Regions from separate parts of the Homo sapiens genome. Here region 1 is linked to region 2. Evidence: read pairs that join two places in POLR2A ChIA-PET (ENCODE). Cell type or tissue: A673. All regions are shown on one strand.

Region 1 (2,500 bases), 630 kb after region 2:
GAGGTGGAGGTTGCAGTGAGCTGAGATTGCGCCACTGCATTCCAGCCTCAGCGACAAGAGCGAGACTCCATCTCCAAAAAAAAAAAAAATGCTCACCATTTTTTCCCTTTCTTTCTTGCAATTTTTCCACAGTTATGAAATTGGATGTGCCACACAACATGCTCTTCAGCCGGTCAGAAAACGAAAATATTTTTTCAAGGCCTGGCTGACTGTTGTGTCATCGTCTACATGCACTTGTGGGCACACAGCTGAATGGGAGGCAAAGAGATGCAAAAAGTGAGCTGAGTGGCAGGAGGACTAATTCCTGTCCTCTCTTTATTGCCATGGGATTTGCTTTCAATCCTCACTCTTCAGGTACAACTATTTCCATTCTCACTGGGTTTTCCAGTGTGAGTACCTTAGAAGCGCTTTTCTACCTAAAGAAAAAAAAAGTTGCAAATTCTACTCTTCTAGCTGAGGAGCCATCTGGGGGCTTGGAGGAGGCTTTAAAAAAAGTGATGAGGGCAGTCATCTCACATAAACTGGAAATCTGAGGTCATCCTCTGGTGGGAATTCTTCAGTTAAAACTGCTCTGGGGCTGGGCGTGGTGGCTCACACCTGTAACCCCAGCACTTTGCAGGCTGAGGCAGGAGGATTACTTGACCCCAAGAGTTCAAGACCAGCCTTGGCAATATAATGAGACCCTGTCTCTACAAAAAATTAAACAAATTAGCCAGGTGCGGTGGCGTGAGCCTGTAGTCCCAGCTACTTGGGAGGCTGAGGTGAGAGGTCACTTGAGCCCTGGAGGTGTCCAGCCTGCAGTGAGCCGAGATCGTGCCATGGCACTCCAGCCTGAGTGACAGAGCAAGAACCTGTCTCAAAAAATAAAAATAATTTTTTAAAAAACTGGTCTGGCCAGGCGCGGTGGCTAATGCCTATAGTCCCAACACTTTGGAAGGCCAAGGTGGGTGGATCACCTGAGGTCAGGAGTTCAAGACTAGCCTGGCCAACATGGTGAAACCCTGTCTCTACTAAAAGTACAAAAATTAGCTGGGTATGGTGGCAGGCACCTGTAACCCCGGCTACTTGGGAGACTGAGGCTGAAGAATCGATTAAGCCTGGGAGGCGGAGGTTGCAGTGAGCTGAGATCACAACTGTTGTACCCCAGCCTGGGCAACAGGAGCGAAACTCTGTCTCAAAAGAAAATAAAATAAACTGGTCTGAAAAGGAACACATGGCTTTTGAGTATTTAGTAAATAAACCTGGCATGGCAAGAAACAACTTCTAATAAAACTATGGAATTAATAATCTTTAAAAAACAAAATGGACCCTGGTGTTTCAAACATGTCACTATCAAATACTCAAAACAGCAGATAATTACAGAACTCAACTATGTGTCCAACTCAATGCTGTGTATCCCCCTTCTGACTATACGCCCAACTGAAATAGTTTTATTACTTTTTAAATAACCACAAGTGATACAAACTTCAAGAGGTACCAAAGGGTATGCATGCCGGGCGCCGTGACTCACGCCTGTAATCCCAGCACTTTGGGAGGCCAAGGCGGGCAGATCGCAAAGTCAGGAGTTCGAGACCAGCCTGGCCAACATGGTGAAACCCCGCCTCTACTAAAAATACAAAAATTAGCCGGGCATGATGGCAGGCACCTGTAATCCCAGCTACTCCAGAGGCTGAGGCAGGAGAATTGCTTGAACCCGGGAGGCGGAGGTTGCGGTGAGCCGAGATCGTGCCACTGCACTCCAGCCTGGGTGACACAGCGAGACTCTGTCTCAAAAAAAAAAAAAAAAAGGAGGTATGCAGTGAGAGATAATCACAGTAATTTCTGAAGACACAGAAAACATTCTTCCTACCTTCAAGTTGCTGTGATCCAGCCTAAGAGAGGAAACTAAGTAACATGCAGAAAACCCACGACCGGCGTCCCAGGGCCTTCGTGCTTGTCGCTCCCTCTTCATGGAACACCCTTCCCCCACACAGCTGCATGGCTGGCTTCCTTTCTCCTTCAGGTCTTTCCTTGGCTGTCACCTCAGGGAGGTCTCCCTGGTCGCACTCCCTAAAATGTTTACACTCTCCTCTCATTCCCATCTCCCTTCCCTGCTTTACCTTCTTATCCAGCAGTTATTACTGTCTTATATATTACCCAAATGTATATGATATACACAAATATCTAATAATCTCTTATTTGCTCATTGCCTCTCCCTTCTCCCAGAATATAAACTTCCTAAGGGTGCAATTTTCTCTTTTCTTTTTCTTTGTGATACGGGGGTCTTGCTCTGTCACCCAGGCTGGAGAGCAGTACCTAGATCATGGTTCACTGCAGCCTCAAACTCCTGGGCTCAAGTGATCCTCCCACCTCAGTCTCCCAAGTAGCTAGGACTACAGGCGCACGCCATCATGCCTAATTTTTCTGTTTTTTCTGAGACGGAGTCTTGCTCTGTCACCCAGGTTGGAGTGCAGTGGCACAATCTCGGCTCACTGCAACCTCTGCCTCCCGGGTTCAAGCG
Region 2 (2,500 bases):
TAATAATAATAATAAATTAGCTGGGGATGGTGGCATGCGCCTGTGGTCCCTGCTGCTCAGGAGGCTGAGGTGGGAGGATTGCCTGAACATGATCATGCCACTGCATTCCAGCCTGGGTGACAGAGCTAGACACTGTCTCAAAAAATAAATAGATGACAGATAGACTCTTTGCACTACTGTTGACAAAACTTCCTCTGTTTTTAGCTTACTCTTGAACAGGATGTTGATTGAAATAAACCTTGTTACTTGAGTATGAATTAAGTAGTCTTCAGGTTGTAACTGCTGTGATCAGAGCAGTTGTAGTTTATCCTGTACTTGGTAGGACAAGATGCTCTAGAGGTTCCCCAGTTTTGGAGATTAGTTTCCTTGGTAGCAAGGTTACAATGTTGAAGCCTTTTTCTAATTATGTTTTTTTTTTATGATCCTTTATTCTGTTGTAGGGCATTGACACTGAGAGGCCCATTCTGCAAGTGGACAGCTGTGTCTTTGCTGGGGAGTATGAAGGTAGGAGGATGTCAGATAGATGGAACTCTTTCTGATATGGGCTTTTCAGAGATGGTAGCTCTTCTCAACAATTTGCCTTTGTATTTTTCTGCAGACACTCTAGGGACCTGTGTTATATTTGAAGAAAATGTTGAACATGGTAAGTGATTGCTAGCCCAGCCCTTTTTAATACGAACTATTTCAATCATACTTAAGCATAATAAATATCTCATGTATCCACTGTCTAGCTGTATCATATCCTATCATTTTCCCAAACGTGACTCAGATTATAGTTAAAAAAAAAAAATGCCAGGCTGGGCCAGGTGGCTCAATCCTGTAATCCCAGCACTTTGGGAGGCCAAGGCAGGCAGGTTACTTGAGGCCAGGAGTTCGAGACCAGCCTGGCCAACATGGCAAAACCTCATTTATACTAAAAATACAAAAATTAGCTGGGTATGGTGGCATGTGCCTCCCAGCTACTCGGGAGACTGAGGCACGAGAATTGCTTGAACCTGGGAGGTGGAGGTTGCAGTGAGCCGAGATCGCACCAGTGCACTTCAGCCTGGGCAACAGAGCTAGATAAACTGTGTCTCAAAAACAAACAAAAGAACCCATTCCAGATACATTTGAAGTCCTTCTATCCCCCTTTCCAAACTTACTTCTTTCCCTCTGTCTTCAGAGATGATCACTCTCCTGAATTCTTTTTTTTTTTGAGACAGAGTCTCACTCTGTCACCCAGGCTGGAGTGCAGTGGTGCAATCTTGGCTCACTGCAACCTCCACCTCCCAGGTTCAAGCAGTTCTCCTGCCTCAGCCTCCCGAGTAGCTGGGATTACAGGCGCCTGCCACCACGCCTAGGTAATTTTTCTATTTTTGGTAGAGACAGGGTTTCGCCATGTTGGCCAGGCTGATCTCAAACTCCTGACCTCAAGTGATCTGCCTGCCTCGGCCTCTCAAAGTGCTGGGATTACAGGTGTGAGCCACCACTCCTGGCCAAGGAATAAAAGAAGGGCTACTTCATAGGCAGAGCAGCCTACTTTCTAAAGTATGGTATCAATTTATACTCACAGTAGCAATGTATGGAAGTGTCTGTGCTTCATATCCTTGGCTCAAGGGCCTTATCCTCCGTCCTGCCTAGGCATACAGTTTTCTGAAAGTTTCAACTCCAGGCAGCAGGTTGGCAGCAATTTTTTTCCTCAGGCTTTCATGATTGAGAATGTCCCTACTCCATACTTTGGCTTCAGGTAGTAAGTCTGACTTTGGTCCTTAATTTGATTGGTAGAATTTTAGATCCCAATACGCTGTAGGGTAAAATTCCTGGCCCCAATTTCCATTTCAAGGATGAAGCCTGTTAGACCTATGGGTTTAATCTCACTCATAACTCTGTGTTTCTGTCCCTTGAAGATGTTTGTTACTTTTGAATCCAGTTGTGCTTTCAACTGTTAACGTATTTTTTTTTTTTTCTTGAGACAGTTTTGCTTTTGTTGCCCAGGCTGGAGTGCAGTGGCACAATCTCTGCTCACTGCAACCTCCGCCTCCTGGGTTCAAGCATTTCTCCTGTCTCAGCCTCCCGAGTAGCTGGGATTACAGGCGTGTGCCACCATGCCCAGCGAATTTTTTGTATCTTTAGTAGAGACGGGATTTCATCATGTTGGCCAGGCTGGTCTCAAACTCCCGACCTCAGGTGAACCACTCGCCTCGGCCTCCCAAAGTGCAGGGATTACAGGTGTGAGCCACCGTGCCCAGCCTGTTAATGTATTTTATCTATCATTTTTCTATGCTTGGAGCAGGAGGGATGAGTTATACCTTGAATTTACTACACTATCTTGACAGGAAGTAGTTTAATCTGACTCCCTACACTGGAATTACTAAGGCTTCATCTTTGTTTTATTTGATGGCATAAGAAGTATAATAATGTTGTTCATTTCTGTTCCAGCTGATACAGAAGGCAATAATAAAACAGTGCTAAAATATAAATGCCATACAATGAAGAAGCTCAGCATGACAAGAACTCTCCT

What was found. ChIA-PET counts read pairs that join two places held together with the same protein. Peaks named below come from ENCODE experiments on the same cell type or tissue, not always from the same donor. Only the 100,000 strongest peaks of a DNase experiment are listed, where the experiment ranks them.
Region 1: POLR2A ChIA-PET joins it to region 2 with 5 read pairs; 4 of 35 experiments call an interaction of 5 or more read pairs at or near these places.

What each region holds. Positions count from the first base shown.
Region 1 is chr6:111,594,058-111,596,557 of GRCh38, forward strand. All of the region lies in intron 1 of TRAF3IP2 (TRAF3 interacting protein 2), which reads right to left. It also overlaps TRAF3IP2-AS1. Among named protein-coding and RNA genes, the nearest start is that of TRAF3IP2, 11 kb to the right of the region's middle. In A673, no CTCF peak of the experiment used is centred here; no DNase peak of the experiment used is centred here.
Region 2 is chr6:110,959,974-110,962,473 of GRCh38, forward strand. It overlaps GTF3C6 (general transcription factor IIIC subunit 6), which reads left to right. Exons shown (of 6, transcript NM_138408.4): 3 at 441-504; 4 at 599-643; 5 at 2,419-2,500. Among named protein-coding and RNA genes, the nearest start is that of GTF3C6, 2.5 kb to the left of the region's middle. In A673, no CTCF peak of the experiment used is centred here; no DNase peak of the experiment used is centred here.